Regions from separate parts of the Mus musculus genome. Here region 2 is linked to region 1. A link is a loop called in an ENCODE intact Hi-C map of the cell type or tissue named here. Cell type or tissue: gastrocnemius. All regions are shown on one strand. Each heading gives the region's core, and the rest is flanking DNA. Links, peaks and the distances in the headings are about the cores only.

The links. A loop is a pair of places that touch in the nucleus more often than their neighbours do. Peaks named below come from ENCODE experiments on the same cell type or tissue, not always from the same donor. Only the 100,000 strongest peaks of a DNase experiment are listed, where the experiment ranks them.
Region 2: a loop joins it to region 1, with 5 times the contacts of the local background. A loop is called at or near these places in 15 of 42 quality-filtered maps.

What each region holds. Positions count from the first base shown.
Region 1 is chr1:158,950,332-158,966,643 of GRCm38, reverse strand. Pappa2 (pappalysin 2) reads left to right here and starts at 8,469. Exons shown (of 23, transcript NM_001085376.3): 1 at 8,469-8,517; 2 at 8,863-10,127. The coding sequence starts at 9,206. In gastrocnemius, for the core only: a CTCF peak has its summit at 12,898 (motif pointing right); DNase peaks (open chromatin) are centred at 11,670 and 12,899.
Region 2 is chr1:158,840,044-158,848,043 of GRCm38, reverse strand. It overlaps Pappa2 (pappalysin 2), which reads left to right. Exons shown (of 23, transcript NM_001085376.3): 8 at 1-108; 9 at 2,912-3,040. Among named protein-coding and RNA genes, the nearest start is that of Pappa2, 110 kb to the left of the region's middle. In gastrocnemius, for the core only: a CTCF peak has its summit at 3,272; no DNase peak of the experiment used is centred there.

The DNA of each region.
Region 1 (16,312 bases), core at 8,313-16,312:
CTTCCAAGAGGAGAAGTTTTTTGGCTTTGTGTTTTTGTGGTTTTTTTTTTTCATTTGTTTGTGTGATTTTTATTTTATGGAGGAGGTGGCAAGGGATGTGTTCGAGGGGACAAGGACATGCATAGGACCGGGAACATAATGTAAAATTCAAAAAGAATCAATATAAATGCTTTTTAAAAAAATCATTTAATTGTTTTTTTCAAAATAAAATTAAAAATAAAGCATAGATTTTTATGGTGGTCAGTAGATTATCAACTAGTAGCTGTTCTTAGTGTTAAAATCCAGCATTAGCTAACCAAGCAATAGGATTCTTTGTCCATCCTGTCTGATTTTATTCTTCTGAAATGAATGAGTCTGAATTTTTATTTTTATCAGGTGGCTTGTTTGATCTTTGTTGTAAATGGGTACACAATAGATCTTGTGAGCAAGGGTACTGAGAGCAGGAGCTCCTGGGGGTCCTCTGGAGGTACCTTGTGGTTGACAGACATGAAGCTTGCAACTGGCTATTGCTATCAGTTGGGACCACGTTTCTTAGAGCTATCAGGAGCTCATCCAGGAGAGGCCTAAGAATGATCTTTCCATCACTCCTGAGAAATCACTGACCGGTTCCTAGGAGGAATAATAGCTTGTTTTTGTCATGTTAGGAATGAAGTAGTAATTCATGTGTACTTACATGTATCCTAAAGAGGCAATGCAAAATGGTGATTGATGGTGAAGGCTCAGCTGGGCGGTTGTGGCTCATGCCTTTAATCCTAGCACTTTGGAGGCAGAGGCAGGCAGAGAGCTTTGTGAGTTCAAGGCCAGCCTGGTCTACAGAGTGAGTTCTAGGACAACTAGAGCCACACAGAGAAACCTTGTCTCAACAAACAAACAAACAAGCAAACAACTACCATCAACAACAACAACAACAACAAATCTAACCAAACAAACAAAAAAGTAAAGTGAAGTCTCCCAGGCTGTCTTCCAGGTAGATAGCTCAGTTGCTTTAAACTCGAGGGTCCAGGCTTTCCATTTGGAAGCAGGAACCATAGAGGAACAAGCCGTTTTCTCTAGGCACAACATGACAATTGCTATCACGGGACAGAGATTTCTGGAGCATCCCTGAAGTCATGGTAACAAATAGGTAAAGCAAAGTGACAGTTGGGTCTATGGTAGCAGCAGCAAGGAAACGTTTATCTTAATGAAAGTAACATTTAGTTTCAGTGCCAAATTAAGCATTTCTTCATAGAGGTGTGTGTGTGAGAGGGTCATTAAAACTTCACCTGGGATTCTAGCCTTGATGCTCTCCAGCCCCTAGCTGCATAAGTCTTGATGGGTGTTTATAGGAGGCAGGTAGAAGGTTCATGGAGATGGTATAATGTAACTGCTTTAGAGTCACCCATGCTGCTGCAACTAAACCCAGTGCATTCATTAGCTCAGCATGGTGGCCCTCGCTGGAACTGTTGCTGAACTGGAATGAGTAAATATTTGTTTACATCTCTCCAGGGAAAGTTACCAAACAACTATCTCAGCAGATAGTTCATAAATTCAGTGAGTTGTTATATATGTGGCATAGTATACCTATGATGATGTTACATTTAGCAAGTAGTATATTTATGCTCAGTAAATGTTGTTAATCTTCATCTGAAAATAGAGACGGCAACACCTACCTCACAGAAATATTGTAATGATTGAATTAATTTTCACAAACAAATACATACAGACACATACACACACATCATATCAATGCAAACAGTGCTTGATGGATTTTAGTTATAAACAGTAGCTTTCATTATTGTTAATACTAGTACCATATTTGTGAAATTATCAAAAATTTAAGTTGCGGTATAGTACCAAAATTTAAAAACAATTTCCTATTCTAGTATTTTAATATCAAATACTCTCATTTTGATATTTGATTTATTAAATATGGGACAATGGCATGTAGTTAAGCACTGAAACTCCTCACATGTTATCTCCATTTATGGCCATTACATTTTAATATATATTTTTATTTAAGGATCAAAATCAATGTTGTGGGTCCTTACTGCTAACATACCCTTAAGTCCCTGGAATATTTATAGGAACTGGGCATTGACCGACATATATATATGTATGTCATATCACACACACACACACACCACACACACACACACACACACACACACACACACACACACCACACACACACACACACACACACAGAGAGAGAGAGAGAGAGAGAGAGAGAGAGAGAGAACCTTAGAAAAATATTGCTTTAAAATATTTGAGTTAAAAAAGTCTATGGTCTTAGGTGTGATCTAGTAGGGGACTTACTGGTCTTGGCTCCAGTTTCTTAATACAGGTAGGTCAGAGCTCATTAATGTCCCCAAGGCTAGGCAGATAGATGACAGAGCAGCGCTACAGTCGTACAACAGTGCTCATTTGGAACTTGGTTAGTTTGTCTATTGAAACTCCAGGCTGAGGAAGCTGTGACTATAAGCCAGATATCTGTTTCATCTAGCCTGCTTGTACAGAGTCCCCATGGAGTACATGTCAGAATATTCGGAGGAGTTCAGGCAAAGTAGGGCCACTGAGCATGATTAAATCACACCCAGGTCTATCTTGGTCTTTGCCACCTGCAGGATGTCAAGAAAACATTGTTCTATCACCTGCTCCACTTTCCCTTCCGTTATTGGGGTGTAACTTAGATATATTAGCCTTTTTACAACAAATGCTTTGAGTTTTTAATAAACATGTAAACTCACTACTTTCAAGATAAAGAATAGCCCCAAGAACTCCAGTTGCTCTGTAGCCTTTGTATTCCTTTCTCCCCATCCCTCAACTCCCAGCAAGCACTTACCTGTTCTCTGTCTCCTGAGTCCTGCCTTTCAGAATCTTACAGTGTATATAGCCAGTCCATCAAGGCTGGCTTCTTTCTCCCAGCATAATATAGTTGAGAGTTTTTTTTTTTTTCCTCCTGGATGTGCTCTTATGGTCTTCGTCTCTTTTTTCCTCAGAGTCAGTCTTGATATATAAAGTGGGCATAAATTAGGCAGGGAGAAAGAATGCACACAAATGTGGTTAGGTGGAAAGGAAGACCAGTTTTCAATTATTATCATTCTTACTAGGCCATTGACCGTAGAGGATGAAAAAGACAGGCCGTTTCCATCACCAGTCCTGAAAAACCCTTGTTTGGTGAGCTGAGAAGGGTCCAGCATTACTTTTCGATTCTCTGTCACCTAGCAAACCCTACAAACTGGTTCTAACACTCGAATCTTACCAGAAATACATGCCCCAGGAAAGGTCTAGACCTCTGACATGCAGCCTCTGTCATACTACTTCCGGAGGGTACTGGGAAATTTAACGTATGTGTGGAGTTCCTTGATCTATTTGCATAAAGGCAATCTTCAAAACAAAATCAGTGGCAGAAATGATCACTTGTAAGGCATCGTATTGTGTGTGTGGGGGGGCAGCTAGGAGGTGGGGTTATTTAGCAATAGGGTATCACACAGTTTTACAAGAACACGGGGCTTCTCTTGGTCCAGAAGGCACAGGACGGGGAGTGAGATCTAGGTTTGCATTTCCTTCTGAGTGTGTGTCTCTGAACTGCAGGACGGTTTGACCTACAGAGATTCCCCAGGCACTTTTATCTGGAAGTGAAGCATGAGAGGCAGGAGCCAGTCTTTGATTTTCTTTTCTAGTCTCATGACACTTACCTGGCAGACCAGTGAGACAGGCAAAGACAAGGGCACAGACAGGGGAAAATAGCATGGGAGGTGGGTAGGGGCTTAAGAGAGCTGGGTGCTCCAGAGGACCCTGCTACTAAGTGTGTGGCTTTGCCTCACCTGTGAAAAAGAGGGGCTGTAGGTCACCCTAAAGGAAGCTCACACTGCCCTAGGAGGTGCCACTGAGTCTCAGCTCGGAGCACCCGAGCCAGAGGAACAGAAAGCAACAATTTCGAACCTTCTAGTGAAGTCTTTTCAGACTCTCTTCACTCTTTCCAGGACCAGCTGAATAGGATTCCAATAAACATATTGCCGAAATGTTTGTTTCCGGGTGTCATTTGAGTCTGCAAGTAGCTAAAACAGACCCGGCTCCTATATATAGACACTGCATTTGGTTGTGCTCTGGACGCTTTTATTACTACACTCTTTGGCAGGCTCCCAGCCTCAGATTTTGGAAGTAGGAAGTCAGAGAGGACCACTGACCATATTAAGGGTCTCTCCTACTCTCTGCCTTTGTTAATATTCTGGATGCCAGCATAGACCTGTTCCTCTTTCTGCTCAGAGCCTCCTAATATTAATGATGACACTGCTTATGGGAACAGAGAAGCCCCACCATACAGTGAATACAGCCAAAGTTCCCCCTGCCATCTGAAGGAAACAATTTGTGTCAAAATGAAGTATAGATGGCCACACACAGCCCAGTCTAGATAAGAGAATCCAGAATCCTTAGTGGGTAGAACAAAGAGAGGGATTTTAAAAAGGTGTTTTGTTTGCATTTCTTTTTCTTTCTTTCTTTCTTTTTTTTCCTTTTTTCTTTTTCTTTCTTCCTCTCTTTTCTTTTTTCTTTTTTGGGTGGGTGTTAGAATTTTTTATTCATGAATTTTCCAGGGGGATGGCATGCTAGGACAACAAAGGTAAGAGGAGGAGTGTGGGAGTGTGAGATGGGTATAGTAAAAGAGGAGAGACTGGCAGCAGGAGTGGGCAAGAAGGAATTCTTTACAGAGACAATGTGGGACTCCCGCTTTTAAAAATGTGCCCTGTCCCCGAGAGAGACAGTCTCTCCACCGTGTGCCCTTTGTTTTCTCAGCCCCATTTCTCAGTGACTTTCTTCACCTGCCTCTGTATTTTTGTTGTGTTTACCCAGTGTGTCTCTAACTGCCTTTCTGGTCTCCAGAGTTCTTGTATTTGCCACCCCTCCCCCTTCCCTCCTTCCCTGTTTCAATCTCTCCTCAGGTCTTCCCCACTTCTCTCTCCCAACCCTTCCTGCCCCCAGATTCATCTTTCCCAACCCTCCTGCCTTCCCTCTTCCATGTCAGCCTTTTCCCCTTCTCTCTCTCCTCCTCCTTCTCACCTTCCTGTCTTCCCCTGATTCTCCTCTCTCCCTCTTTCCCCTCTTTCCCTTGGTCCCCCCTCTGCCTTTCACCCTTTCTCCCCTCTCTCCTTCCCCATCTCCCCATCCCCTCTCCTTACTCCTCTCTCTTTCCTTTCTTCCTCTTTCCCTGCTCCCCCTCTGTGTCCTGGTCCTCCTTTATACAGCTCCAATTTCTTGCCTTCTAGATTTACCTGCAGACCAAGACACCGCTCCTCTTGCAAGGACTGTTTAAGAAATCCATACCCTCTCCTTTCATTCCTTGGGCATTTCAGAAATGATATTCCTCCCCCAACTACCCAGTCAAAATAAAATGAATTCAGCCAGCTCCTGCTGTGTGTCCTTAAATTCATTCCCTCTAGCTTTGCTGGTTTGAAAGCCTGTACCCTAGAAGGGGCCTCCTGCATTTGCTGGCAACTCTGCTTGAGCCTGATCGTCACAGATAGTGCTTTGGAGTGAAAAAAAAAAAGGGGGGAAAAACCCTCTCGTTGGAGATTTCAAAACAGATTCTACCAGCTTTCAAATCTGTGCACTTTGCGGAGTGGCAGGGTTTGAGGGAGAGGGGTTGAAGACTTGGGGTGTGGGTGTCCCTCATAAACAAATAAGCAACAGAATTTATATATGTATAAATTTGTGCTTTCCCTTGGCATGTTTGGTGTCTGTCTCCCTGGCACCAAGGGTGGGCGTTGTGTAAGTCTGACTTCGCTCACACTTTTGCTCCGGCTTGGGGTATGAGTGTCTGTGTGAGTGTGTGTGTGTGTGTGTGTGTGTGTGTGTGTGTGTGTGATGGAATTGAGGAGGGGGTTGCTGTGTTTTTGATCCGATTCACTTGACAGATTATTTGAATCCAGCCCACCTTGCCGCACATGTCAAACAGATGGGATCATTGTTAAAAGCCTGGAGAGCCGGGCTGAGCGGTGGGTAAGGCAGGGAGGGGGAGGCAGGAGGGGCACCGAGGGGAAGGAGGGGGCACTCTTCAGGAGCTTTGTCTTTTCACACATTAGAACTGACAGGAGACCTTCTTCTTTGTGGGTGGGTGGGGAGTGTTTGGGGGCATGGGGCTGGTGAGGGGGGTGGAAAGGGAGAGAGGTGGGGTGTTGGTGGGCAGGGTTATGATGTCACAGCCCAAGTTACAACAGGAGGAAAACACAGAAATGGTTCAACATTTTTTTTTTAAACTTTGGACTGCCAAGAGCTGAAGAGTGGTGTGCAAAGGAATGAAGGAGAGAGAGAGAGAGAGAGAGAGAGAGAGAGAGAGAGAGAGAGAGAGAGAGAGAGAGAGAGAGAAACTAAACTGGAAGCCTGAGTTTGGTGTTGCCTCTTGAAATCTTATGAATGGATTACTAGCAGCTGAGAGCCAGGAGAGTCCTATAGGGGATGCAAGATCACCCACACACTCAGGGGGAGAAAAGCAGGAGGAACCCTTTTCTGATGTCCTATCCCCCTTCCTGAAATGAATGGTAGGAGATGTTTTTCTGAGGGTCCTTGGGTGGCAAGGGGGTAAGGGGCAAGGGGAGGGGCTGACTTCTCTTCTTGCCTGAGTCTCTTTTTTCCCCTCTGAAGCTAAGCCATCTATCTCTTCCTAATATTCTCTCTCTCTCTCTCTCTCTCTCTCTCTCTCTCTCTCTCTCCCTCCCTCCCTTCCTCCCTCCCTCTCCCTCCCTCTTTCCTCTCTGGCTCCCTTCCTCCCTCCTCCTTTCCTCTGCTTTTCTGGCTTTCTCTACCCCCACCCCCAGTCTCAATTTCTATTCTTGATCTGCTTCAAGTGGGGAAAACTGAGTCAGAAAAGTGCATGGAGCTGGGGAAGTTATAAAAGAAAAGGGATAGTCAAGGACCTAAGGGTATCTGCTTAGCAGTGTCCACGTGCTTGAATTGAGAGCTTCTCTGGGGACTTGCTTTGAGGCTCTATTCCATGCTCCACGAAGAAATGGGGTGCATGTGGGATGGGTGGCACAGGACCCAACGTTTTAAAAGCAGTTGAGTCAGCTATCAACTGGAAGAAAGGAGTTCAGAGAGATAAGGAGACCCAGGGTGAAGGAAGGACCCTGATCTTACTCCAGAGCATGAGGGCTGTAGGAGTTAGATAGAAGCAGCAGAAGCAGTGATTTTAAAAGTGTAAGTGGTTTTTCTTAATCCTTGAAAGAAGGGCTCAATGCATATTTATACCTATTTTATACTACCTGTGGGCAAGCATACCTGCGTTCTCTGCATGTGTCCATGTGTTTGTCCAGGGTGTTCTGTATACATGCATGCTCCTGTAATGGATGAGAAGTCTTTAAGAAGGCTGGCGTCTTTCACCAAGGCAAACAATGCAGAGGTTAAACTCAGTGTTTCCTCCCCACATCTTCCCCATTCATTTCAGATCAGTCAAAGAATAGCTGCCTTGGGTTAGCTGTTCACTTGTGTAAATGACTTATTTTGAGTACCTCGTTTGTTTATTTGTTCACTCGGCATATGGTGACTTTTACTAACTTTAGACTGAGAAACTTCTAAGAGAAAAAGGATGTCTATATGCTAGGAGCACGCGGTGTTTCCAGTTAGTACTTCTCGTGGCAAGGTAATTGATTTCTCCTTTCCTTCAGTGTCCAAGAGGAAGTGAATTTATTGTTGTCCTTTTACATCTGAAATGATAGAGTAAAATAAAAAGGAGGAGAGGTGAATGGTCTCCAAAAGGCTAGCGAGTGTTTTTTGACCAGGTCCATTCAAAGTGTGTGGTTGTGTGGTTGTGTGTGTGTGTGTGTGTGTGTGTGTGTGTGTGTGAGAGAGAGAGAGAGAGAGAGAGAGAGAGAGAGAGAGAGAGAGAGAGAGAGAGAGAGAGAGAGAGAGGCTACACACAGAAAGACACGCTCCAAAACAGTATTGATTGTTTTATATTGATTGTGTAGGCTGCGGCTGCTGAGAGAGAAAGCCTGTGATGTTTACTGGGGAAACCAAGAGGAGCATCTGTCCCTTGTGCCTCAGAGGGGTGGGGGAAGGGGTGATCAGGGGAAAGGAGGGGGGACAGGGAGTAGGAGGAGTGGTGTACCAAACTTATTAGCTTTGACATCATCATTGTCTTTAAATAAAAAAAAGAAAAAACCCAAGGAGATAATTATAGGCAGAGAGAGAGAGAGAGAGAGAGAGAGAGAGAGAGAGAGAGAGAGAGAAAGCAGGAGAGATCAGAGGGAACAGGTCCCTTGATGTCTATGCTGTTCATATTGGTCTTTTTTATCCATCTTTAGGGACCCACCAGCCTCTCCAAAGGTGAAACCAAGGGCTCCCAGACTCATTTGATCAGGAGAGCAGCAGACTGGCAGCCAGAGAACTTTACAGAGACTTGCAGCATACCAACAAGTTGGACAGGAATTAAAACACTCTCTTCAATAGTCAACAACCCCGAGTGCCACGCTGCAGGAGTGCTCACCTATCCTGGCAGACTGGAAGCTGAATGGACACCTAGCTGAGGACCTCTGAGGAAAGAAGGTTAAGTACCTGTCTGGATCTTTGTGCCCCCAGATTATTGTTGCTATTTTATTTTATTTTATTTTATTTTATTTTATTTTATAGAATAAGCATCAAATTGTGTTTCAGCCTAAAAGGTTTTTGTTTTGTTTTGGTTTGGTTTTTGTTTTTGTTTTTTTCCCTAGCAATTTACTTTAAGTTGAGTGTATTGTGGGTGATGGGCTCTAAACAGAGACTCTAACTCCTAGGGAAAGGAAGAGGACACAGAAGAGATCAGTAGAGAATAAGGTTCTTTTGAGTGACCAGCTGGGGTGGTATGTATCTCAGAGAATTTGGCTTAAGTCACACACTCTCTTCTCTTATCAGTGAGGAGAGGAGTTACTGAAGGAAGAAAAGGAAACCTGAGGTCTCTGGGTGGAGATTCAAAGTAAGAACACTTAACTTCACTCTGAAGGACTGAAATCAAGAAGAGAGGTCACAGAAGAAGGCAAGAGAAGCCAAAAGTTACAGAAGCCACTGGGGTTGGCTGAATCCCCAGGACAGGTAGCCAGTAGAGGCATCCTTCTGGGGCCACTTGAGAAAGTTTGGCTTGGGAATCGATTTCCCCGGTGACTTCAATTCCATTGCTGGTTGTCTTTCCTTCTTCTCCTTATTCTTGTGTGGTACCAAGAAGCTGACTTTGGGTTCTAAGGAACAAGCTGAGGGAGATATGATGTGTTGGAAGGTCCTGAGAATAAGCCTGGTGGTCCTGACTGGGTGGGCACTCAGTACCACCAACTCAGAGCAGGGCTGGACACGCAAGAAATTCCTGGCCCAGAAGGAACACCTGAACCAAGTGCTGTTGGAAGGGGAACGCTGTTGGCTGGGGTATAAGGTTCGAAGACCCAGGACTGCTCCACAGCACCATCTCTTTGGGGTCTACCCAAGCCGCCTCGAAAACTACCCAAGGTCCTATCCTGTGGGGACACAGCAGCAAACCCTGTATGCAGAATGGAGTCAGCGAAGCCCAGAGAGACAGGCTCCGAGTGGTATTCCCCGAGACCTGACTGAAAACCCAGCAGGAGCAAGGAGAGAGTCTCAGCAGCCAGCTGCCCCGTGGGTAGGGGATGGTCCTATTGGGCAATCGCAGCTGCTGAGAAATGATGACACTTATCTTGGCGAGGGAGGATCTAAGGAGGCTCTAGGTGAGCCTGCGATTCAGGGAAGCTCAGAAATTGCTGTCTCCACCATTGCTACCTTCGCATATCAGAAGGGACCCACAGCAGAGACCCAGAGGAAGGGCCAGTCCAAGTCTAGGCTTCCTCGCCAAGTGCAGAAGAGGCAGGCAGAAGACATGACTGGAGACCCCCAGAATACCCCTCAAGGTTTCCAGCTTTGGCCTAAAGAGCCACTTAAGCATGGAGATAGTGACAGTCCATTGGAGGGCACCATCCAAAATGGTGGAGGGGCCTCTCTCCGGAGAGTAGAGACCTTTAACTCCCAAGGAGGATTGCCTGTACTGTATTTCACTGGGAAGAGGGAGCGGCTGTTGCTGCGTCCAGAAGTGCTGGCTGAGATTCCCCGGGAGGCGTTCACAGTGGAAGCCTGGGTGAGACCAGAGGGAGGACAGAGCAACCCAGCCATCATTGCAGGTAATGTCCTATCCTACTCCTGGGTTTTCTCAGGTCCCGAGGGGTGTGGTCGGCTCCATTTTTGTTGTGGGTACATAGAGAACAGACAGGGGGAACAGCCTAAAGGCAGGAAAGCCAAGAAGGCTTAGCCAGAGGGGCTGTGGGGGGGAGGGGTGGGGGTTATTTATCAGTGCAGAAGCAGTGTAGGCACCATCAAAGGGAAAATGACTCCTACACGAGGCTTCATTATCAATAGCGATTTCTCAGAGTTCTATACATTGTGCTTGTACTTTAGGAGACCTCCGTTAAGATCTTTTCCCTTTTTAAAGGGAACAGACTTGCACTCGTTGTCAAGGGGGGGGGGGTCACACTGCTTCTCATAGTCTAGCATGGCACCTCTGAAAAGCAGACGGCAGACCAAGGATGGTAGCAGTGAATAATGCCCAACTGGGTCCAAACAGCAAGGGAACAGGCTGCCACCGGAAACTAGGAAGACAGGTAGCACCCGTTCTATACCCTCGATCCCCTTTTCTTGACCTCAACAAATCTGCTGGAAAAGGTGGACACTTGCAGACCAGGATTCTGGCTTCTAGCTCTGGCTGTTGTTAGAAAGACCTAAATAGGAGAGCATGTTTAACACAGAGAACTCTATAAGGTTAATCAGAGGCATTTATTTGGGCTTGTTACCTGTGTTTATTTTGATTAACAGAGACACCTAGAATGACAAAAAGAAGAGCTACGTTTGGAGCCCTTGCTTTTCTTTTCCTATCTGGAGAGGTTGATGTCAGGCAAGGGTGAGGAAAGGATATTTCACCCCATGGGGTCTCCTTATTCATTTAGACACCCCACCAAAAAAGGAGTGGGGACAAATATACAGAAGAATGTCACAAGGAGACCAAGTTACTTTACGCATTAACTAAAAAACAATCAGAAAAAATAATGGTACCAATCTGGATTATCCACACACCCTTTCCTGTTTGTCAGTTCCATTACATTGTTGGAGAAACTGAGGCAATGAGCGACATGTCAGAGACTGGCTTGGGGGTGGGGAGAACAAAGTAGGTGTTCGTGAATCATTTGATATCTCCTCAACAAACAAACAAAAACCAAACCAACCAACCAACTAACCAACCAACCAGCCAACCAACCAATCACCCCTCCCCCCAAACCCAACACAAACCAAAACGACAACAAAATCCATTCAGGTTTCTGAGTGCCTCCAAATAAGTTGCAGACTAGGCAAAGAAATCTGGAGGGAAGGAGCCTCTTCCAGTGGGGTGTCGCTGGAACATCCTTGTGGACACTGTGTCTCCCCCTCTTTGGCTGTGATTTCTCGTTTGGAATCTGGGATTCCCAGACACTGAGCACTCTCCAGTCATGTGGCTTTGCTTTATTTTAGTTTTGGGTGGGAGAGGGCGTGAGAGAAGGGGCCAGGCTGTAAGCTAGATGGGGGCAGAGAAAGAGGAGAAGGAAACCCTTATTCTGGGGCCAAAATGGAAGAAATAATGAGATGATTATCTGATCGGAGTTGGCAGCTTCACAGTTTCCCCCAGATGACATCTCCGTGCTGCCTAGTCTGGCTTCCTAGTGCCCATCTGCTAGGGAGCCTGCGAGCTCTCAGTCTCGCTTGAGACCCACACAGATCTGCCTATGCTTCCTCCTGCAGTAGCAACATAGAGACCTGGGAACCGTTTCCTGGCTAGGCAGCCTAAGAGGACAATCCAACAGGAATGTATGTGGGAGATTATTGCTTGGGGTTATTAAAGTCCAATCCTGGAATACAGGAACATAGCACCTGACCTCGGTCATTTACCTCTCCAGTCCTCTGTCTCACCTCCCCATTGCAGTCTCCTATTCTTTGCTTCACCTCTGGCAACCTCATCCTCAGAGCTACATACCTCCCTGCCTTGCCTGTCACCAGCCACTGTCTCCATACTGCCACAGCACACATTCAGATCTTCCAGTGCCCATCAGAACCCTCCTCTCCTCTCGGAGCATGTAAAATTGGGCAGGAAATCATTTTTAGCAATTTACCTTCTAAGGTTTCTTTCCCTCAAATGCAAGTGGCTCCTGCAGTGTTCTGGGACTTCCCTTTTAGGTCTGCTTCTAAGAGGTGGAAAGCAGATGACGACCAAGCCTCTTCACACCCCCTGTTCTATCCTCTATCTTTCTTCAGACTTGCACTCAGCCCAAATTATCAAGGGAGGTTAAAAGCCCACAGGGGGCAGGGCCTCAATTTGTTGGGCTCAGCAAGTGGACTGTTTAGGATTGAGCATCCATGTCTACCCATTGTCTCTGCTGCTGGTATTTCCCTGGTGAAGAGCCTGGCTAAGGATCATGAGGTTACCAAAATCAAGCCGCCAGTAATAAGAGCCTCTACTTCGAGTGACTTGACTCTCTTTGCACAACTTTACAGTGCTCAACAATCCATCTTCCTTTCTTCTGCTGGCACGGCCTCTCAAGATGGTGTACATCAGTTCCTAGTATGGTGGGACTTGAGTTACACAGAGTAACAAGGTGGAGTCAAGTTGCTGGGAGTAACACACAAACCTGTAGCTGCACTTCTGTTGCCCCTCTGAGGGTGGGCCAAGACTTGGATCTCACTCTGCCAATAGATTTCAAACCTCAGGTTCCGCCTACTTAACTCGAATCAGCTTCCAAGTCCTCTACCTGCCATGCTTGGGGTAGTTTTTCCTCAGCAGAGACCTCAAACAATTTAGTCAATACCAGTCCTAGCAGAAGCCCCTACCCACAGCTATGGGACCTTAGGGAATAGTTTTAACACTGGACACTAGGTGGCAGTGTTGTCCCATGCACATGAGACAAGGGACGCCACAAAGTTGGGAATGTCTCTAGTTTCCTTGAGGGCTGTCCTGTCCCAGCCTCTGGGCTGTAATTTAATCACCTTCTCCCAAAATGTGTTGGTAGGCATCCCTCAGGGTCCACTTCATATGTCTTTTTCCTTTTTTGAAAGGCCTGTCTGGATAGCTAAAGCTGCTTGCTTTTTTTTTTTTTTTTTTTTTTTTTTTTTTTTTTTTTTTTTTTGAGTTGTGACTAACTTGTAGCTCTAGCAAGCATTGAAGAAAACAAAATCAGCTAGAATTACCCTCTCCCTGCACTCTAAGTTCCCGAATTCTTCTGAAACAAGTCAGACTCCAGAATGAGTTGCAAGAATGCTTTTTTATTGAGGATTGAGGGCAATGCAGGGTACACAAGCTTCAGGTGTGTGTGTGTGGTGGTGGTGGTGGGGTGGTTGGGGGGACTCTTCTGGTCATCCTCTGGGCTTTCTGAAAGGTAGAACACACTTTAAGTTGCCTGTTTCCCCAGAGTTGGAGCAGACTGGTGGCAACAGAGAGGAATGCTCCCTGGTGGGGTTCTTCACAAAGGTAGCCAGTCAAAGGTCTGACACTTTGAGGCTATGTGGCAAGCTAGGAGTAGCTTGAGGTCAGGATCCCATTAGGTTGGGTCATTAGAATTTAGTGTTTCAATAAGCCAACTTCTGTCCTGTTCTGGTGTGGACACTTTAAGGTCCAGTGCATAACCCTGAAAGCATTTGAGCCTTTTCTACCACTTCAACTTCCGTTCCTCCCCGTCAACCCCGGCATATACAAAAGAGGACATTTTAACAGGTTCCTCTGCACCCGTAATTGATTTCAAATGTTCCCTGAAGTCGCCCAGCTGAGTAACCACCTGCTCTGCAGGACACTGAGTCCTTAAATCCACGGTAAGCTGGAACCCAAGCCCAGAATTCTTCATCCAACAAATATTTATTGAGTGCCTTGCCATGCAAAGTGTGGCAAGTCATTGAGGGGAACACAAAGATGTCTGAGAAACTGTCCTTGACATGAAGGTGAGTTTGAGTCGGTCCTCTGAGTGTTCAAGCTTTACATGTCCCAGTGTAGAGTCTGGGGGAGGGGACCAGGACAGACAGACATGAACTCAAATCTTTCTCTCACACGTACTGAGACAACTGTCTCTGGCAATCTAGTCAGCTTTCTTTTTTCTGAGTTATGTTTATATCAAACCAAAAATTAAATGGAAAATATATATATGTGTATATATATACACATATATATACACACATACACACACACTCACACACACACATATGATTACATTACATATGAATGTATATGATTCTATTTGAAATAAAGTAGGAAAAAAAATCCCAAACAAAAGACAAATAAGGAGAGGTCCTATAGAGTAGTGTACCTAAAGTGCCCATCACAAAATTGGCCCTTGAGTCTTATTTACTTACCAGTGACATGAAAGGTATTTATCAGGAGATATTCAAACTAAATTAATTTCTAATTTAAATCTAACTTTTCCTTAGCAGAGATATTAACTTCAAATTCTTAGGACTTTACTCTGATGATTTATAAAATGGGAATGGCTATAAGTAGCTATTTATATTTCACAATATGGTCTCAAGATAAAAACTGTAGTCAAAAAAGCCCAAAGGGTCCATTTAGTGCATTAAACCGTTTCATCTGTTCTTTTTATTTGAGCGGCACTATTCCAAATCAGTTGGGCAATGGCGCTAAAACTTCTATGTTATTTTTCTAAGCTGTAAGCCCTGTTGAATATCTCTTGAAATTTGTGCTTACTTAATAGAAAAATGTACACTGTTACCTAGATTTTCCTGATAGCCCAAGTCTGCTGCCATCAGGGCATTGTTCAGAGTCTATTGCTAGCTTTTCTGTGTGAGTGACATCTATGGAATGAGGCTTCAGGGTGAAGAGCTCTGACCACAGGGAACACAGAGTTGTGCAGAACACACAATGGCATAGATGTAAAGAGACCTCGGTGTGGCCGCCTTGATCTCACAGACCTAGCCAGGCAAAGAGCTGCATCAGTATCGTTCCCTAGAGGCGGGGCTCCCTGTCCTGCTCTTTGGCTGCTTCCCTATACCCAGTGATGGTCAAATCAGAGTGTTTGTCCTTATCAGACCCTGAGGAATCACCCTGTTCCTCTCCACATCCCCCTCCTGGATCAGGACTCAAATATTCAGTGATGCTATAGTGACCCAGCTGGCGCAGAGCTGTTGGTATGAGGGCCCATGGTTGTCTCCTGGGGGTGGCCCTGCTGTTTCAGGCGAGAGGGAGATGCATGGATTGTTTGTGTGAAGGAAACACATACCTTATGCTTGTAATTTAGCTTCTTTGCATTGGAGTTTTCACTTTGAGGCTTGGTGGCTCAACACAGAAGCGATGTGAATGTTAGCTGGTCTGAGAGGTAAGTTTGATCTATCATGGTCACGTTTCCATAGCTCACTATTGTTCCCTCTTCCTTAGAGCCTCCCTATTGGTTCTCTCTCTCTCTCTCTCTCTCTCTCTCTCTCTCTTGTCTTCTATAGACTTTCTATAGACCTTCTTGTGTGCTTTTTTTGGATTGCACATTGCTTCTTGCCTTATTAGTTAGGCATGGCTCTTATTTCTATCAAGTCAACACCCCCTAGAAGTCCTATGAAGCTCCAACCCATATTTGTCATCCCCCCCCCACACACACCAAATAACTCCTCCTATAATGTTAGAATCTCATAATTCTACAAATTATGTTTGTAGAATAAACTAAAAATTTAGACTGCTGTATTCCCACTGGGGTGAGGGGGACTTTTTGTGAGGATCCAGGGCAATGGCTTTGAAACTATGCTGTTGCTGCCTACTGTGTGCCTGAAGAGCATCCGAGGGAAACTGTTGCTCACAAGGTTGCCCACCTGCCTTCCCTAGGAGCACCCTTTCTCTTACGTGTCTCATGAGAGCCAAAGTTTGAATTATTTACTCACACAACTCTAGAGCAAGGGCTCGCCTATTATGGCCTGTGAGCCGCATCACCCCCAGAGCTGCTTCTGTAAATGAAGTTTGATCTGGCACACCACACTCATTTGATTATGTGCTCTCTGTGGCTGCTTCCATGGTGAATGAGAGAGTTTAGTGGTTGTGACAGAGACTGTATAGCCCGAGAAGCCTAAAATCTGTATGGGTCTGGCCCTTCATCGCTGAATGGCAAAGTGCGCCACGAGCTGCTCTAGAGAGGTGCTTCTCATGCTCCAGTGTGCACAGAGGTCATCTGGGGCACACCCAGCAGCAGATTCGAAGAGAGTGTGTTTTGCAGGGATTTAACACAGGGCGTTCATTGGCTATGGACACCACTGTCAAAGACTATGTTTGGATGGAGATCACCTCTCCCTGAAGTGGCCAGGATAA
Region 2 (8,000 bases), core at 1-8,000, 110 kb after region 1:
CTTGTGTTCTGGATGCAAGCCTATGAGTTACCAGGTTCTTCGAGAGCCTCCTTTTTCCAGTGGCTTGCCCATGGTGGTGACACATCCACACAGAAAGTTCACAGATACGTAAGTTGGGCAGTAGAATCTTCCACATCATGAGACTTCTGGGGACTTTATTCCAATTTGGTTATTTCTGCTTCCACTTTTAATAATTGGTGTTTTTAGTTGGAAGAGAGTTCTGAAGTTCAGGAGGGAGTTTATCCTAAGTGACACATATAAAATGAAGAAAAAATATTTCACAGAAAAGGGAAAGCAAGTATTTTGACTGCCAATGTCATCATTATGGTACTGGGGAAATTGGTGTATGAGGTATTTCAGTTGAGTGAGTGAAATTAATACTAAAGTTGACCAGAATCAGATTTTTCTGTCTTGTGGCAATTTTATTTTGGCTTCTTTCTTGTAGCTTTCCAATAATGAGCATGGTTTCCATAATTTTCAAGTTATGGTAAATTCTTCCATAGCTACACTGAAAGGTCACGGGTCTCTCATATGTTACACACAGCTTCAGAATTCATCCATAATGTGTATTTTATCTTTTCCTTTCCTTTTAAATTTCATCCTCTCCCTTTCATCTCTTTTATTCCTAGTTTTCAATTACTTTATTTAATGTCTCTCCTTCTACACTTGTGAGTTCTACTGTGCTCCTGGCTCTACTGTGCTCAGTGTTGGAGATGTAGACTGGGTTAAGAATTTTATGTCTGCCTTGGATGCTGGTATAGTGAACGGCAAATCCTCCCACTTGAGACTCTCCTCAGAGATTGCATGGAGGGCAGAACAGGGTACAATAGCTTTATCAGAGGGGTCATGTTAGTTAATATTTACCACATTAGAAATAGTGAGTTTATGATGCAGACTTTTTCATTATTCTATGCATGGGCTAGATGATAGGCTCTAGATTGCTTGTTTGATCCCAGGATAACATATTACATACATTGGGGACCTGAGACAGCAGACATGGCTGGGAATGTGAAGACCCTTTCCTCATGACCACTCAAGCCCTATCTAGGCTGCTTCTCATGGGTGAATGGCTGCTTCTGGTGGAATTCCTAGAAGCAAGGAGAGCAAGCTCCCCATTACTTGTAATTTCCCAGTCTCTGATACAAATTTGTCTTGATAATGTTACATGTAAAATTCCAAATTCAAATGATAAACCTAATTTTTTTTAAAGGAGAGACGGGAGTCACACAAACAGTACAGGTGTGCATCTCTGCTGGGGTAGATCTTTGACCACAGCTTTAAAACTTGGGAAGAAAATGTCTAGTTTGAGCTCCAGTATAGTCTTTCCATGGTTGTTCTCTTATTTAACATCAGAAAGTTGAAAAAAAAAATGGCTAACAAAGAAAAGCAAGCAGAACTCAGATCATGAATTAGAAAGAAAAATAGCATGATTTAATTCTGCATTCAGGCAGTTGATTATTTTTTAATGATATCCACATATAAATATTTAAAGCCAATAATATCTTGTTTTATAGATAGGACACTAAGGCTTGGCTTACACTTGGTTTCAGAGCTAATAGAAGGACATCCTAGGATTCAAACTCTATTTCCAACTGGTCATACCATTCTCTTTCCTCGGTAGAACCCTGCCCTTCACAGACCCAGCTCATGGGAGGCCTAAGTTACCTGCTGCTGTGTTTTTCCCTTTGATAAAAATAAACACACAACATTCCCATCCATTCCTGTTTCCAGCCACAGAGCGGTGTAAGACTTTTAAGCATGGTTGGACAACAAGAAACCACACAATAAAGGAACCCAACCACCACCATTGATTGGAGTAAAATTGGGTTTGCTTTAAAAACAGCATCTAACATTCTCAGGAGAGGACTTCTTTCTCAAAAAGGAAAACTAATTTGAAAATTTAAGAGTCTTTAATATTTAGGTGTCTTTCCTATTAAAATACTTAAAAGCCAGTATAGAAGGTTTTAAAGGTATTTTGGAGACCCTAAGACATTTCCTGTTTGCTGGTTGCTACATCAGATTGTGGGGCGGTGACTCTGTGGTTGCAGTAAAGAGTCCGTCTAGAAAAATGAGAATCATGGCAGGAAATGCTCACTGCCCACTCCCGGCAGTCCTAATAATTTACTGAGATCATGCCCTCCCAGATACTTGCATCCTATCTTGAGCTGGGTGGTGCTTTTCCAATTTGGACAATCACTGGATAAAATTAAGATGAGGCAGAATTCCTCTTTGTTACCTGCAGCCAAATTCATGAGGTCTTTTAATGCTAAATCAAAGTCTTGGGTCAGACACTCACCACTTAATCAAAGAACCAGGAACCAGAAAGTGTGATGCATTCCTCCAATCTCTCAGGTCAACTGTACCAACTCCATTCTTGGCATTTGGAGGTAGAGGTCAATTTAGTGCGTTTTTAACTGGAAATTTTTACTTCTTCCAAGTGGTATTGAGTTGTATACTTACTTCTATGAAATACTTGCTCCAGGCTTTCCAAGTCAAGAATTCTCTCTTAAGAAAACCGTGGTCTACAAACCCAAGAAAAGATGTGACTGAGCCCATACACTGAAATTCTAATCTTCACTTAGTTTGGTTACTTTAAAAATATAGTTTGCTGGTTTTTCAATAGCTGCTCTAGATTTTCTTGGTTCAAAACATTACATGACATCCTCCTACTTTCTCCAGGACTATTATATTAAGTGTTAACTCACCAAGCACTTACTATAATACATTTACTAGTGGAGAACATTTGAGGCCCATAGAAATACATATATATTCAAACACGAGGTTGTTCATAGGATTGGGCATTTATCTTTGTTTCATACAATTGACACGTTTCCCATTTCGTTTTACGTAAGAGTTTCCTTAAACCCATGTGAACCAACAACAAAGGTCGGAATCTCATTGATTTCCACAGGGAGGTCATCCCTGGGCAGATGTATCAGTACCAAGTTCAAGCTGAAGCTGTAGGGGAACTCGGAGAAGCTTCACCTCCTCTGAGCCACATTCACGGAGGCCCTTACTGTGGAGATGGGAAGGTAGAAAGGTAAGTCGCATGTGCGAGAGACAGGTCGCGCTCCTCTGCTCAAAGAGGTCAATCTTGGGATGAGCTTGACTCAACCTAAAAATGCACAGGGAGGAGGGCCCGCGTGAATCTGTGGACATTCTGGGGTCCTAAGAGGTCACTGGAATCTCCGCGTAGTGCCGAAGGGGTTTATTCAACACTGGTCCCAGAGTGCTGAAATACAGGGATGTTACTCTGGGGCCCCCTTAAGGCCTCAGTGAAGAACTGCAGGACAGGTTAAATAATACTAAAAGAAGGATGCGATTTGAACCAAAGGTCTGCTTGTTCAGTTTTATTAACTGGGTGTGATTTAAGGAAAGGGAGTCACTCATTTGGCCCACTTACAGCTCTTCTGTAAACATAACCAAGGAAAAGATATAATTACTCCTTGGATCATTTTTCTAATGGCCCCTGTTGCCAATCTAAGGAATGAACTTGTCTGTTTTGCCTGGAACCTGTCCAAGTTCAGTATGGACACATATCCAGTCCTAGGATACCTAGGGCAGTTGGCCACTCCTCACCCAACATATCCTTCATACTCATCTAACCCTATTCTTACATAAAGCTGCGGGGAGTAGAAATCTGGGAGGCAAATTCTGCAAATTATTAAGATGGCCCGTTTTTCACTTTCTTGGACGAGGAAAATATATATTCAATTCTCTAGCCTTTTGTGGGATTCCACCCAACAATGGACCACTAAACATTTCTTGGTCTTTTGAGATTCGCAGATATGGTACAATCCTATTCCACCACACTAAAGTCTAAATACTAAATGTTTTTTTTTTCTCATCTGCATTCAACACAGATCATTAAATATGTAAATCCCACTCATTTGTCCTTGCTCCTCCCTAGATCCTCCTCAGTATGCTAGCTCTCTGCTGGTGCTGGTCTTCAATTGTGGCCACCAAAGAGCCTTGGGATAGCACTTGCCTGTGTGTATTTAGCAGATAGTGGTGCGGGAACATCTTCCTAACTTCGTAGACATATTTACTCCCAGCTCGTGAAACAGCTTAACTAGAGGCAGTGATTCTCTGCTAGTGGGTCTCACAAGGTTCTGTGCCAAAATGAGCTTCTTCTGCTTCTGTTGCTTCCTCGGCTGGATAATCTGTACTACTGGCCCACGGAGTCATTTCTGAATCCCAGTTGTGCTTCACCTGGGGACACCCTAATACACAAGGCAAAAAGGAGCCAAGTCAACTGTTTAACCCACTTGGTTCCAGATAGAAGGCTATCAGGTTGAACACTAAGGAAGGCCCTGAGAGTTTGAGCAGCACTCATTCGGAAGTTGATTTTCTTGCTGCACACTGTCTACCTGTCATCTGACACATGTGGCGCTTAAGACTTCAAAATGTGTTGTATGCAGCTAAGATGTTCAATGTGTATCCTAATATAATTAAGGTAATTTCATTTTTGAACTGAACCTCAATTTAGTTGTTAGGAAAAAAAACTTAAGTATAACTTGAAAGTTTGAACCGGCTTTAATAGATGAAGCCATTCTGACAATGAATATGAAGTTGAAGTAAAAGGCAAGTATTAAAAAGAGATTTAAGTGAAAATGCATTTATTGAATGCTTCAGTGTTTGGGATACAAAAGGAATGCTAAAATCTCATTCATCATTTTATATTGATTAAAAATTCAAATGGTAATATTTTAAGTATCCCCAATTGGACGAAATACAGTATTATAGTTAATTCTACCTCTTTACTTTTTAAGTGACTACTAAAAATTTCAAGATCACGCACAATTCTCATTTAGATTTCTATGGGGCAGCATTGGACAAAATGAATTTTCTTCAAAATAAAACTGTAAATTTGCCTCTTTCTGAGATTGTGTCCTAGACCCCAGGCAAGGAGACAGTAGTGTAGAGTCTATTGGCCAATTCTCTCTCCATACACAAGTAAACAAGGAATGGAGCTTTGGGATGCATCCTGAGTATCACATGGTAGACCAGGTACCTGGGGCAGTCTCTTTCTATTGATCCATATTGCCTTTGTCCGAAGAGAATGTGAAGGGGCTAGAGAGACTGCTTAGCCGTTAAGAGCACTGGATGCTCCTCATAAGGGCCATGTTCAAGTCCCAGACCACACAAGCTGGCTAACAATGGTCTGTACCTCCAAGCCCAGGGGACCTGACACTCTCTTCTAACCTCTATTGGTTGCAGCTGCACAGACATTCATGCTGGCGAAACACTCATAAATGTTAGAAATAAATAAATCTTAACAATATTTTAAAAATGTATGACACAAGATGTATGTATAAGGTAGTTTTAGGGGGTGTGACTATTTTAAAAAACTTTTTTTTGTCAGTTCTACAAACTGGGCTAATCTTCAACTGCTCAGTCACATACAATTCCTTCAACTATGCTTTTCCTATGTTTTTATTCCTGTCTCCTATTTTATCTTACAACTTAAAACATGATTACTATGTTTAACATCAAAGCCATAGTCTTAATATTTATAAATATTCTCCTGTCTAAATCATCTTTAATTCATCTCCTTAGTGTTTTTTGAATAATTACTGGAACTATTTGTGATATTCTGGTTCTGAGAGCCTTTTAGAACTTTAAATAGTTTTATATATGAAGCTAAAATATATACCGGTTTGGACATATTGAAATGTGAAAAAGAGAACTGTAAGTCATAACCATTTTGTAATTGCCAAACTTTACTTTCTGGTGTAAGTTTAGACTTACTTTTTTTATTTTGTTCCCATAACATGCTTTATAAAAGAAATCTCAATGTGGAGTAACTTACCTTCCTAGACCTACATTTAGACATTAACTAAAGTTCAAAGATGACATTTTCTTTTTCCCTGTCATATATAACATTCACCACTAAGAAGTAGGAAAAGTCACTTGAACCCTAGTGACGTCATTGACTAAGACACTTGCAATTGGTGCTACATGAATCTCTTTTTTATATATAAACAAGAGATTCAACTTTAAAATATTCTGAATTTTATAACTTCACCTTCATAGAGGAAAATAATGAAGTGAAAAATGATTTAAAAATTAGGTAAAATTAATAGAAAATAAGATGACACCAATGAGCTATAAGATGACACAGGTTAGCTATTTCTATTTTGTTGGCTTTGCTGTTTTGTTAGAGAGAGTTTTACTGAGTGTCCAAGGCTGACTTAGAAAATTCTATGTGTCTCTAGAGTAGTGTATAACTTGGTGCCCAGGAAAATCAACTACTTTTTAATATGGCCAATGTTTTTTAATTAAACATATTAAATACCTTTACATAAAAACATTACAAATGCAGAAATCCCATGTGAAATTTCTGATACATTGTGTAATATTTCAATAGGCTAGACACACCCATCTCTTCACATATCCCTCTCTTTAAGTGTAAGCAATTAAAATCCTCTCTAGCTTCTTGAATACACCACATATATTTATTTTAGTCAGTCCACTGAGTAATAGCATATGAGGACTTCCTCCCATGTCACTGTAACTTAGAACACACCAGTAATTCTTTCCTCCATCACTCTTTTTTCTCTGATCACCCCAGTCTCAGTTAACTAACATTCTACTTTCAATGTGTATGAGATCAACTTCTTTTTTCCAAATATGAGCAAAGTCACAGGATACTTCTCTTTCTGTGCCTGCTTTACTCAATGTGGTCTCCATCTCTATCCATGCTGTCCCAAAGCACTGAATTTCATTCTTCCTTGAGACTAGATAGCATTCTATTAGATGTGTGACACAGTTTCTTTTTCCATCCATTGATACTTAGTTTCCATCTCTAAGCTATTTTTAATAATGTTCCAATGAACATGGAAGTACAGACAACTCTTTGACATACTATTTCCTTTGGATATACCCAGGAGTGGAATTTCCAGATTACATATTAATCCTGTGGTGTGTTTGTGTGTGTGTGTGTGTGTGTGTGTGTGTTGTTCTACTTAACTTCTTTCATCCAGATTTTATAATTTTCATTCTAAATGGAATTGCTTTCTTGAATTCTGTTGCGCGCGCTCAACTGGCCAGGAAGAACGACGCTGCTACAGGATCCTTCTGCACACATTTATTCAGTCCTGTTTCTTCTTTCTCCATATATCTCCCTTGTTTATATCTCCCTTGTTTTTATATCTCCCCTGTTTATATCTCCCTTGTTTTTATATCTCCCTTGTTTTTATATCTCCCTTGTTTTTATATCTCCCCCACTAATAGTAATCCTCTCTCGAATAATAATCCTTCCTCTAACCCGGGCCTCTTACTCTTATATACTCTCAGTTCCCATCCACGCACAGCAGGCCACGCCACTTCACCAGGCACGCAGCTTCAGCTAATCAGGGCATCAGGGGCAAATCTCCACCAAATTGGATTCACCTGTATCCTGGTACACCTGCGCAGCACTCAAGATGTTTGTGTCTTATATGAGGAAGTCAGGTGCAAGTCATATGACTTAGCTGCAGTCTCTGGCGCCTTTGGGACTGCCGCCACACCCGCTCCCCACAATTCCCCCTTTTTTCTTTTTTGGCAGAGAGAATGTCTGTAGATAGCCCCCTGCAGCCATGCCCCTTACCCGTCCTTGGGTGACAAACAGCATTGGTTTGATCCCTGTCTTAGGTTGGTGACATGCCCAGGGAGTCTTATCACTGACTACCTCTCTATTATGCCAAGCCACTCCTGGGGAGATTGTGTTTTGCTTGCAGCAGGTGCATCAAAAGGCCAGGATGTTGATTAATCTATGGCCAGATCTTAATTGCTGCAAGCAAGCCTCATGGGTGAAGGTAGAGGTCTGATCCCCAGTGTGCAAGCATAGGGGCCCTACACAAAACCATCCCTTAGGCTCATCACCCAGAGAGGTCTTGGCCAGCTCCCGTGTCGTTTTTCCTGGGGGAAGGGAACTAGGACACTGAACCTTCATGCAATCAGACATGCCTTCCACAGGATGCCAACAGCAGCTATCCTCTGTGCAGTGCTTAGCCTTG